Linked DNA regions of Homo sapiens: region 1 is linked to region 2. A link is a loop called in an ENCODE intact Hi-C map of the cell type or tissue named here. Cell type or tissue: mammary epithelial cell. All regions are shown on one strand. Links, peaks and the distances in the headings refer to the core of each region. The heading gives the core; the rest is flanking DNA.

Region 1 (6,309 bases), core at 950-5,949, 500 kb after region 2:
GCTTGTACCTGACTCCTCAAGAGTGTTCTGGTAGAAAAGGATCAAGTTGTGGCTTGAACCTCAACCATTCTTCTCCATTTTAATGAGGTTCCGGAGGAGCTCCTTGTAGGATCCCAGAGTCAGTTTAAAGTCCTAGGAAGGCACCTGGAGGATGCGTGAGGGTGAGCTCCCCCTGCCGGCTGTGCCTCTTTCTGCAGGGTGTGCAGAGCTTCCCACCCTCACACTCCACCCGTCATTCATGCAAAACTTACTCTTCAAGAAGGAACCAATGAGCAGATTCTCCCCTCAGTGTCTAGTCCATGAAGAGTGTTTGCACTTTAGCCCATACACAAAATTTTAGCCCAGAGAAGCAGCTCATCCCAAACATGGGCTTTGAAATCTGCAGAACCTGAAGTATAATCCGGACCCCCTACCTTCCCCTATCATCTGTGACCCCCGCGCAAGTTTCTTGATGCGCAGGGTGTTGGTTTTCTCATCTGCAAAATGGAATAACCCCAGGAGGTTGCTGCGGTAATAGATGTAAATCTGGCACAGTGCCTGGGACACAGTAGCTATCCAATGGTTGGTTCCCACTGTGACTGGCTGAGCGATGTCAGTCAGCCCAAGATCTGGACTAATGGCAGACTGGAGGCACATTCTGAGTTGCGGGGGTTTCTGTGGGTGGTGAAATATTCCCCTCAGCCGCGTGGCTTCAACATGTGGACCTCCTGTCCATACCCAACTGTCACATTCTCCGTGCCTTTCCCAGACTTGGCACGTATCTCAAACGGAAAATATTTGGTGACTGACTTTATACATACATATATATATTTCATTATGAGCTACCATCCAGCAAGCACCTGTGAATTTCTTGGCTTTAAGTTTTCAAGCAACTCTAAACAAACCCTCCCCTAAATGCATCTGCAAATGACAACTTATTGAGCAGCAAGAGATGGCAGTTACGATTGTGTGCCACCCCAACCAGCCTAGTTTTGGAAATAATAACCCTAGCTGGCACCAGGAAATAATACGCTAGCACCGGAAGATGTTGTCAGGTGAATCCTGAAATGCGTCTAGAAAAACAGTTCTTGCTTTCTCATACAAAAATTAAAATGTTTGTTTTATTTTGGTCATCGACAATTGTCAAAACAACTAGCATTGGGCTAATGTTATCTAATATAAGTGTTGACACCATTAAGGCTGCAGTATAATTAGTCAGGAAATGTAGTCATAACACTCCTTGGATTTTCAAAGGACCAGAATGGGTGTTTTTGAAAAGTTGTATCGGGGGAAAAAGGAAAAAGGAATTGTATTTCCTGCTTTGCGCTTGCGTGATGAGTATCAGCCTAGATCAGACTCAGGGTGGTTAATAACCTCCTTCCCTTCTTACAGCCCTGCTCTTAAAAAGCAGGTGCTACGACAGAAACCCCGACACACTGCAGGCTGTCACCAAGGTGGTGCTTTACATAAAAGCGCTTTACAGTGTTATTTTGCAAGACTTGAGCCCTGAGTGGATACTGAGTGTGGAGCAGCCTGGTTTTGTACATTTTTGCCACATGTTGAGATGCCATGGGAGCTGGTGACTCACGCGCCACCGACGTTCACAAAAGCTCCCGGCTCGGAGCAGAGCATTGAAGGGAAGGGTCTGGCTGCTTGGCGTATGTTAACCAGGCTGGGTACTGAGCGTCTTAAAAGCCAAGCCACGTTTGCCTTTCAACTTTACTTTGTGGTGACGAAAGAGGAGGTCTCTTTCTTCAGGGGCTTACTCAGCGCTGCTGGATCTGAAGATGCCCGGGAGGAGGGTGAGGGGTGAAAAGGGCATCCTAAGGCAGGATGGGACACAGCGGCCTCTCCAGCTTAACTCAGTATTCTCTGAGGCACAGAATACTGGAGATCTGAGACCCCTGAGGTGCAAGCCCTCCCCTCAAGGATCTAAGCAGGTGGTGGGCTGCCGCTGGCTTCTCCCCACAGCTGGTGGGGGGCAGAAGCCCTGTTCCACAGGCGACAAGTGTGGGTCCCAGCCATCATGTTTAGCCAATGGTCTTGTCCGTGTTTTCTCCCCAAAAACGCTTTGAGTTAGTGATGACGTCCACTGATTCACCCAGCACTTACTTGAGCATCTCATGCGCTGGGCACCACACTAGGCTCTGGGGCCAAATGACACAGGGTGCTTGTCGGCGAGGAGCTTGTGGAGGAACAGGATGGCCTCCTGGGCCGAGCTGTGTCCAAGCTAGCTCTTAATATATGCTCCACTTTCCTAATCTTAATGGAAAATAGGCTGGATGGACTTTTAATCTCCACTTTATACAAAATTGTGGATTACCTGTATGTTCTTAGTCTGACTTATTTTTTTCCCCTCGTAGGGGTTCATTTCTGTTACCAAACAACAGAGAAGTTGAGTGTCTGATTTTCCCCCAACAATGCAAGTACTTGAAAGCTCGCCTCAGGAAGCTAGGATCACCTTCATGTTTGTAGATACTACATTTCCAGTTTTCTAACATCCTGAGATCTCCCAAATGAGTGATGCAGTTACAAGAGGGGACCTAGGCATCATAGCTTTGGGGTGACCCATAAGTGACAGTGAAGTCCCTGTTTCCTTTGCTGCAACTGAAGCCTGTTATGATATTGGTGTACGGAACTAGTCCCGCTTCCCAGTACTGGTTTGCAAACATCTATTTTTAAAGTGATGACATTTTAAAAACCACCTCTTATTCCCATTTGGGGTTCAGTTGACTGTCAGCAGTAACCGAGAAAAATCACGCCAGCCACACGTACTTCAGTATCTTAAATGGGCAGTTCACAAGGCAGTTGGAGGATCTGTGTTCATTGATGGGCCACATCTGAGTGTAGAATCTTATGTTTCTGTTTCATTCCTGTGACAAGTTTTGTTGACTGCCCCAGCTGCCTGTGGCCAAAGCAGCTAGGATCTTTGTTCATGAACATTTTAATGTTTAGAAATCCAAATGAAAAATAAACCTCCCTAAAACAAACAAAATGACTCCCATAGGCTTCAAATAATCCTCCAGGCTATCTCTAAGGAAGCCAGGATTTCCAGCAGCAATTAAATTGCATGATTGGATACAGGGAAAATGTTATAATTGCTCACAGGTAGCAATTTATTAGGATAGATGTTACTTATGACATGTGTCAAAAAGGTCAAAGTTTATACTTCCTTGGACATTAACCTAACCTTCGAAACTCTAAAAGTTACACTTTTTGGTCATTAATTTTTTTTTTACAAGCAGAGATTTTGACAATTAACCCAGTTAATAAAGGTCAAATTTCAATTTTTTCCAATTTCTGGAGCATTTAAATTATTCCTTTTTGAAAATGGGAAGATAGAGGATGATAAATAGTTATTAAATGAGTACAAGGATGTAGTTCTGCTGTCAGGGTGGTGATTATAAAACAGCTGATACTGGAAGAATAGAATTGCTGTGTATCTGATTGGAAGGAAAGTAGATTACAAGCAGAGGAAATAGAAAAATTAAGCCCAAATAATGTGTGCAGTTAGTAGGATAATGTGGGTATATGCGCTTGTTAAATCATCTCAGGATTCTAGTCATTCAATTATGTAGACTTCAGGCTTCAACTATTGAATCTGCACATTTTAAAATAAGTAATTTCTGCAAACTTGCAACAAAGTACAACTTGGGTTAAAAACCGTTTGTCGCCCACCAGGCAGCATCCCTCAGATGAATCTAAAGAGGGGCAAACAACAGTCAGCGCAGCCAAAGCCCGCTGGTAGGGAGGTCGGGACGCACTGGACCGCCCTTCCTCCACCCCACAGCCAGCACAGCCCCCAGACGGCCGGGGCAGCTGTGTGGGTGAGGAAGGGGGTTTTAGAACCTGTCATGTGTGGGAAATGGCAGAGAAAGTCCACACAGCCCTCCTCTGCCACTCCAGCAGTACAAACCAAGCCTCCCTGTCCACCCTGGTCAAAACCAAATGACCCACACGCCCTCCCTTTATCCCCGGGGAGCGCCCCTGGGAATTCCCGTATCCCTGCTCCGCTCGCGCCCCCTGGTGGCGGTGCCGCCCGCCGGGTGCCGCCCAGGGAGCTCTAAGTAGAGGCCTTGGGTTCCGTTCCACTGAGCAGGTACCTTCCTGGACCCGGCCAGACACTTGAGACAAGAGGTGGCTTTTTGTTTTTTGAGACAGGGTCTCACTCTGTTGACCAGGCTGAGTGCAGTGGTGTGATCTTGGCTCACTGCAGCCTCAACCTTCCAGGCTCAAGTGAACCTCCCACCTTAGCCTCCCGAGTAGCTGGGACTACAGGCGTGCACCGCCATGCCCAGCTAATTTTTTGGTTTTGTTTTGTTTTTTTGAGAGAGAGTCTCGCTCTGTCACCCAGGCTGGAATGCAGTGGTGCAATTTTGGCTCACTGCGACCTCCGCCTCCTGGGTTCAAGTGATTCTCTGCCTCAGGCTCCTGAGTAGCTGGGATTACAGGCGCCTGCCACCATTCCCGGCTAATTTTTGTATTTTTAGTAGGGGTTTCACTATGTTGGCCAGTCTGGTCTTGAACTCCTGACCTCGTGATCCGCCCACCTCAGCCTTCCAAAGTGCTGGGATTACAGGCTTGAGCCACCGCGCCCGGCCTTTCTTTTTTTTCTTTTCTTTTTTTTTTTTTTTTTGTAGAGACGGGGTCTTGTTACGTTGCCGGCCTCCACCTCTCAAAGTGCTGGGATTACAGGCGTGAGCTACCATGCCCGGCCAAGAGCTGGTTCGTTGTTCTTTGTTTGCATTGGGTACATTTGGGATTTCTTGCTCCTGTTTATTGCATAAATAAAGGCTTCTCCGTATAGATGTGCTCCACGTTAAATAACCAATATATAAAACAAGCTTGCGCTGCATCTATGTATTCAACAAGCACAAGGAGCCAGCACCTGCCTCCTCTGCCCCTGGCCTCTCGTCCAGCCCAGTTCTCTGTGTTTAAACTCAGCGGTGATGCCCCATGTCGCTGCACGGTGTAGTGCCCTTGCTGCACCGATTTTCTTTTGCAGGTGTCATTCGAGGCCCTGTGTATCGCCAGGGCTGTGTCCAGCCTGGCTCTGTGTTGTGGCTATTCCTTGCACATAGTAGGTGCCCAGAAAATGCTGAAGAAAAAAGAAAGTCCAGCCGGGCGCAGTGGCTCATGTCTATAATCCCAACACTTTGGGAGGATGAGGTGGGTGGATGACCTGAGGTCTGGAGTTTGAGACCAGCCTGACCAACATGGAGAAATCCCATCTCTACTAAACATACAAAATTAGCCAGGTGCGGTGGCACATACCTGTAATCCCAGCTACTCAGGAGGCTGAGGCAGAAAAATCACTTGAACCTCCGTGGTGGAGGTTGTGGTGAGCCAAGATCGCGCCACTGCACTCCAGCGTGGACAACAAAAGTGAAACTAAGTCTCAAAAAAAAACAAAAAAAAAAAAAAGAAAGTTCAAGCCACTTAGCTCAGCAAGAAGCCTTGAGGCTGTGAACTAAAAAGAAAAAAAAAGTCTTTAAAATTTTTGGGAAACTGTTAAGAATGGTGACTTTGACTATAATACTTTACTCTAACAATTCCATCAACATTATGCATGTGGACAGATGCTTGGAAGGATGGGAACACAGGGTGGTCACTTATTTTTAAGAAGGATATATCACTTTACCAAAGATTTGTAGTCAGGTGACAGAAATGGGGTTTGGTTTACACAAGTGTTAGCAACCAGTCCTGGAAACTCGTGCTGTGTGCCACAGATGTCACCTGCACAGGGATACCATGAAAAGGAAGAGACGGAGAGCAGCATTGGTGGCTCCTGAAATACCCCAGACGCTGCACACCATGTTAAACCTGAGCACCCTTGATGCTTTGAACCCTTCGTGGGTTAAAACAGGCTGTCATGCCTTAGCTAGGAAGCTGTTCAAAAAGGTGACTTTGACCTTGCATTTTCCTTCCTTTTAACCTTCACCATTCATACAGGGGCTGCTCCGAAGTCTGCAAGAAGCGACTTTCCTAGCTCCTTCCTCCTGGTGGTCTCTCCTCATACCATCTTCCCCTCCTCTTCCCTCTGGCTCCAGCCTGCCTGATATGGTGTGGCTGTGTTCCCACCCAAATCTCATCTTGAATTGTAGTTCCCATAATCCCCACGTGTCGTGGGAGGGACCTGGTGGGAGGTAACTTAATCATGGGGATGGTTACCCCCGTGCTGTTCACATGATAGTGAGTTCTCATGAGATCTGATGGTTTAATAAGGGGCTTCTCCCCCTTTTGCTTGGCACTTCTCCTTGCTGCTGCCATGTGAAGAAGGACGTGTTTGCTTCCCCTTCCACCATGATTGTAAGTTTCCTGAGGCCTCCC
Region 2 (6,309 bases), core at 719-5,718:
GAATTCCTCTTGGTTCTCCGTCTTCAGCCTTCAGCAGGCCCCAAGGATCTGTGCCTGGTGGGTGGTGGTGGGGTCGGCTCTCAGCAATCCTGCCTCTCCCCGGGGCACACACAGCTGCTGCCAAGAACCTGGTGTGGGGCTTGGTGTGCAGATGGAGTTTCTCTCCATCCTCCAGGTCCCCAGACCTCACTACACACCCACCCCTCAAAGGGCTCTCTCTCAGCTTTCCTCATCCTTCCTTCGGGGGTGGCCAGCTGCTGCCTGGCACTTAGTTCCAGGCCCTGAGCGTGGAGAACGTCTCTCGGCTTTCCTCCTGGCATGCCTCTGCCTCCGTGGGTCTCTCTCAGCCGCCTGTCCGGCTCCCAATCCACCATGCACACTCACGGAAGTCTGGGGAAAAGCGGAGTGCGTCTGAGCGGGGGGAGGGTTCTCGTGTGCCCAGAGCCCCTGAGGACTCTGAACTCTCCTGCCAGTCCACACTCAGCCTTTCCCAATTCTACACCTCCAGGTGATTTCCTACTCCCATCTAAGAGGGCTCCCCTTTTCTCCCCGCCACTCTGCCAGAGACAAAAGCAGCCGTGGGGCCTGTCCCTCCTCAGATGGGCTTGCCACTTTTCAGTAACACTTCAGTTCATTATACTACTTTCTGTCCTCAGCTCCATGGTGGCCTTAAAATAGCTATGATACTGTAGATACCTGAATTGTTCTCATTTTTAGGGTGGAAGTGACATTCTTGTCATTTTCTGTGTGCTAAGCAGAAGCAGAAGAAATCTTAACTCCAAATTTCACATATATGATTAAATTTACAGGCAGAAGGAGGTGAGGACAGAAGGAAAGCTGACAAAAGACTACGAGGCAAATCTAATTACAGAAACATAATCAAAGGGAAGCCAGGTATGGAATCAAAAGATAAGAAAACTATTTTTTTATCATGACTTTGATCACAAAAGTAGAATGATGCAAAAGCTATGAACACAGAAATGAGAAATTCAGAACTTGCCCTAGAGACAGAAAAAAGCAATTATGAACTATGTTCTTCCTGCAAAGAGAAAATCCGCAAGGGAATCTGAACGCTTCATACAGGGAAGCTCGTGGACCTTCGACACTGAAGAACTGTAAGAGGAAGAATGAAAGATTTCTATTAACAGATTAGGTAGCAGGAATGTTAACAACTAAGGTCATTGAGAGAGGAGGTATCAGGTGGTACTAAAATGCTTACATTTCTTTAAATCATGCTCTAAACAATGTATCACTTTGTGGTATGCTGTATTTAGAAAATATACTACTGCTACATTTTATTATTTTAGAAAGTTGAGTTTTTATTGAAAAAAACCCAGCTTATTTGTTTAGAACCCATTACTCCTGCCAATGCACCACCACCTTTTCTAAAAGGCAAGCCTGGGAGGAGGTAATTTCACTCTTGCATGCAAATCTTGGCATATAAGCCCACAAAATGATGACAAATCTTCTGAACAACTGATAGAAAGGCAAACACACAGATGTGCAGTGATAACCAGAAGAGAACATTGAAGCCACCGTGGCCTCTCAACAAAGTCTGTTGACGGGAGCTGTATGCAGAAAGTGCATCTCTCCAGAACGCACAGCCACTCAAATTGAGAGTGGGTCCTTCAGACCCAGCACTATTTTGAAACATGCTTGGGCGGTGAATTCACTTGGAGTGGGAGATGATCGCTTCTCAAGGTGTTACGTAATTCATCTCTGATTCCCCATTTCTTGATGTGAGCTCGGTGGAAAAAATTAAGTGGGTGACTTAACATCCCCTCAGCAGCTGGGGTGTGGCTCCATGGCGGTGGCGGGGTGCGGGGGAGAATGCCCAGTCCTGTCCTAGGAAGGGTGAAGGAGCACCAGCTGCAGAATGAGGCTCCATTCATCCCTTGCCCAGTGTGGAGTCAATCAAGATGTCCTGCACCTGCCCCTGAAGCCCATGACAGAACTAAGCCTGGAGGAGAGAAAGGATTTGCCCCCCCGGTGAACAAACTCTCAGCGCTTGGCTATTCTGGTGTTAAGTTGTGGCCAATATCTCCAAGACGAACTCCAGCACAGTTCTTATTGCTTATAAGAAGGAGATTTGCTGAAAGAGCTCGGCTGTATGCTCCCTTGAGCTGAATGGTTCGAGAGCTGATATAAGATATAAGCAGTCGTGGAGACTCAACGGAGGATGAGGTACATTTGAATCTTCACCAGACCAGCAGCTGTATGGGGAGATGGCAGGAGAACACTAGACATCTGCCCCAAGGAAAAACTCACACCAACAGACAGCAGTGCAGTCAACCAACAGACAGCAGTGCAGTCTGAGCTGGGAGGCTCACACCAACAGACACCAGTGCGGTCAACACCGCAGAGGCAGCTGTGAACACGTATGTCTAAGTCCAAATCCCTGAATGTGTTCACTGTGGACTTTGGGCACAGGGATGGTCTAAGAGTGGTTGGTTTTTACTCATCTGATAAAGCTCCTATTTGCTGCACCATAGACTGGCATTTATAAGGAGGAGAGTCCAGTGGACGACGTGTCCAGGCTGCAACTCAACAGATATTCACTGTGCCTCAGAGCGGGGATCTGCTCTTATCTCTTTCATCTACATTAACTAACCTAACCCCATGTTCCTGAAAGGGGGCTCTGGGGCCAGATCTTGCAGGTCTTCGACACGTGGTGACATGTGTAAGAAGTCCTGGGCAACTAGGATCAGAGTGGAACTAATAGGAGCCACGTGCTGTTTGAGCAGAGATACTTGCTTTTGAAAGTGATTAATAAGGCTTGATAGAGGAGGAGTCCATTCCAAAGTTAAACATGTGATTTCCCTACAATTTATTAATCCAGAACAACTTTGGCTCTTGGAATAACATGACTTCTTTTTGTTTGAGACAGGGTCTGGCTCTGTCGCGCAGGCTGAAGTGCAGTGGTGTGATCTCGGCTCACGGCAACCTCCACCTCCTGGCTCAAGCCATCCTCTCACCTCAGCCTCCCAAGTATCTGGGACTACAGGCATATGCCACCAAACTCGGCTAATGTTTAGATTTTTTGTAGAGACAGGGTTCCGCCATGTTGTCCAGGCTGGTGTCAAACTCCTGGCCTCAAATGATCTGCCTGTCTTGGCCTCCCAAAGTGCTGGGATTCCAGGTGTGAGCCACTGGGCTCAGCCACATGACTGCTTTTAAAAATGACTTCACGTGATGAAATAAAGTTCCTGCTGGAAGTCAGAATACTCCACCATGGAAATAATGACTCTACAAAAATTGTCCTTAAGCAGCTTTTTATTAGAAATAGGGTCATTTAAGAACCATCTATTCAAAATGTTTAGAAGTTGCTGGAGACTTTATTTGGGACAAAAGCGACTGCTTCATAGACATTTCCAACCAATACTTCCCAGCTTAACATGGTGGAAGGAGCACAGATTTTGAGGCCAGCTGGATCCGTGTTCTAGGGCTTGGGTGAGGGGCTTCACCTCCACCAGCTTAACCTCCTTAATCTAAAAATGGGAATACAACCACTGTGAGGAACAGGTTATTGGCACGATTAAATAAGATATGTTACAATGCGTCCAACATGTTATTAATTAATATGGCTTCCCTCTTCCTCCTCCTTTCACTGCAAAAACCTTTGTATTTCCAGACTCCTCAGCTAACAGTCTCAAAACTAAAACAATATGAAGAATATTAGCACTTATCATTTTGAAATTTATTAAAACATAAATGACCCCATGGCTTGAAGAGTGAAACATTTTTTTCAGTAAAAAATGCGTAAGTCTCATCTTCCAGTGTAAAATGTGGTGTTAAAATTGTCTACCCATAGGTGGTGCTGTTTACATAGTTCTTGAATGGCTGTGGCTTTCAAATGAAATGCAGTCATGGGCTAGACACGGGTGTTTCTGTCAATGATGGACCACATAGATGTCTGTGGTCCCACAAAATTATAATACTGTATTTTTATGGTATCTTTTCTATGTTTAGATACACCAATATTTAACACTGTGTTACCACTGCCTGCAGTATTCCCTATAGTCATGTGCTGTACAGGTCTGTAGCCCAGGAGCAGCAGGCTAGACCATCAGGCTGGACCATGAAGGTTTCTGTAAACACACACTCCATGATGTTCACACAATGAGAAAACACCTAACAATGCATTTCTCAGAATGTGCCTGTCATTAAGTGATGCCTGATCGTATACAATATCCTTCCATCCATTCAACAAATAGTTATTGAGCACTCATGTTCACCAAGTGCTGTGTAAAGTACTAGAGATACAAAGAATAAGAATGGCACGGCCTGGGCCTCCAGAGCCTAAGGGAGGGCAAGCGGTGTGTGCAGCATGGTGAAGGGAGGAGAGCTACAGAGTCACAGATAAAGTTAACAGGCAGTTACGACACCATCTGAAAAGCACTGCTCTCAGACTAGAGAGCCAGGGGAGGCTCCCAGAAAAAGGGGATCCTGAGTTGGGTCTCGAAGGATGAGCTGGAGTTCATCAAAAACAGTCACCTTCCCTGCCCCCACCCCCAGTTCCAGATACATCCACCTGTCACTTGGGAGAGGGGAAAACCCCTCCTCCTCCTAGGTGCTAGAAGGTGTTTGCCTTAGAACAATTCATTAAGCTACGAATTTGCTTGTGTGGTTTTCTGCATCTGTGCTTTATTTTATAGTAAAGTAAAAAGAATTTTCTAAATATGTTATCTTCTTACTTAGATCGGCATGTCTTTAATTAGGTCTGGGCTTGATTGCCTATTCATGAGTTAAGGGCCACTGGTATTTCCTTCTCAGTGAGCGCCTGTGCAGACCCTTTACCATTTTTCTATTCCGTGGATTATCTTGTTCTCCCATTTGTGAGTCCTTTGGGAATTAAGCAAAGCAGCCCTGCAGGCATTGTGCCACTGACATTTGTTAGGAGAATGAGTCTTTCTGTGCTGCTCCTTCCCACTCCCTGCCATGCCTTGGACTACGTTCTGTACACAGCAGGTGCTCCATAAGTCCAGCACAGCAGTGAAACTGAAAGAGCAAGGTGAGAACAATTTTCAGAATTTCTGATTCCTCGCTTTTCAGGCTGGGATAAAGACAGAAACAGGCGCTGGGGAATTCCAAGACATCCCCAAGAAAAAAAGCCCTGCAAGCAGGGGAGTGGGAGGGACACAAGTGTGCAGGCCTCAACTCCAACAGTCTGGGATGCAGACATGACACTCACAGCTGCCACTGTGGCGAGCCGACCGCAGACCAGCTCTGCACTGAGGCTCCTATGCATGGGATCTTAGGCACCCTGTGAGGCAGGTACCACTTTTACTGCTACTGAGGAAAACCCCAAAGAGATTAAGTCACTTGTTCACAATGACAAAGCAAAGCAGCAGAGCTGGGATTAACACTTGGCTGTGGCAATAAAGGCCCATCATTTTAACCTTCTTTTGTTATAGTGATCAGGGCAAAAAGATTCATTCGACTAATGCTTGTTGAGCACCTACTGTGTGCTGGGCATTGTTCTAGATGGTGGCCTGGTCTGAGTGGATTAGTGAAACTTGTTTGGTACTTAAACGTCCAACTGAAGTACTTCGGGCTGGAAACATGATGAACCACATCTAAAATAACATTGCAAGAGTGCATTTATTCACACAAAGACATGCTCATTTAGCAAATGAAGAAGGGATCACAAAATATGCACAAGAATGGCATTTATGTCAAAATTATACACTACACTCATACAGCACCCTGCAAATAAAAGTCCACGTGGAAATGTAATGACTGTTGGCTGTGAGTTCGCTGAGTGGTGAGACTGCAGGTGATTGTTGTTTCTTCTTTTTAGTGCATCTAGATTTTTTTTTTTTTTTTTTTGAGGAAGGGTCTCATTCCCATTGCTCAGTCCGGAGTACAGTGGTATGATCGCAGCTCACTGTAGTCTCAGCCTCCCAGGCTCGAGCAATCCTCCCACATCAGCCTCTCAAGTAGGTGGGACTACAGGTATGTGCCAACACGCTCAGCTAATTTTTGTATTTTTTGTAGAGATGGGGTCTTGCCATGTTGTCCAGGCTGGTCTTGAATTCCTGGGCTCAAGTGATCCACCCGCTTCGGCCTGCTGAAGTGCTAGGATTACAGGAGTGGGCCACCACGCCCGGCCTAGATTTTCTAAAACAAGTTACTTGTATAATAAATAAATGGCCTCAAAAAAGGAAAAAAGTTGTGCTGGGGAAAAGTGCGCAATGTGTTGGAGAGGCATGCGTGTCAGGGCACAAAAGGGAATGAGGAGCTGGTGGATGAAGGGCCCAGAGCCCCAGCCAAGGAGTACTGTTGAGCCGACGGCAGCAGTGATGCTAT

Evidence for each region. A loop is a pair of places that touch in the nucleus more often than their neighbours do. Peaks named below come from ENCODE experiments on the same cell type or tissue, not always from the same donor. Only the 100,000 strongest peaks of a DNase experiment are listed, where the experiment ranks them.
Region 1: it touches region 2 in a loop (19-fold over the local background); 3 of 110 quality-filtered maps call a loop at or near these places.

Annotation. Positions count from the first base shown.
Region 1 is chr14:99,387,111-99,393,419 of GRCh38, reverse strand. No RefSeq gene overlaps it. Among named protein-coding and RNA genes, the nearest start is that of SETD3, 91 kb to the left of the region's middle. In mammary epithelial cell, for the core only: a CTCF peak has its summit at 4,005 (motif pointing left); no DNase peak of the experiment used is centred there.
Region 2 is chr14:99,883,052-99,889,360 of GRCh38, reverse strand. All of the region lies in intron 4 of EML1 (EMAP like 1), which reads right to left. Among named protein-coding and RNA genes, the nearest start is that of EML1, 93 kb to the right of the region's middle. RefSeq lists enhancers at 1-323, 324-977, 5,170-5,707. In mammary epithelial cell, for the core only: a CTCF peak has its summit at 3,813; no DNase peak of the experiment used is centred there.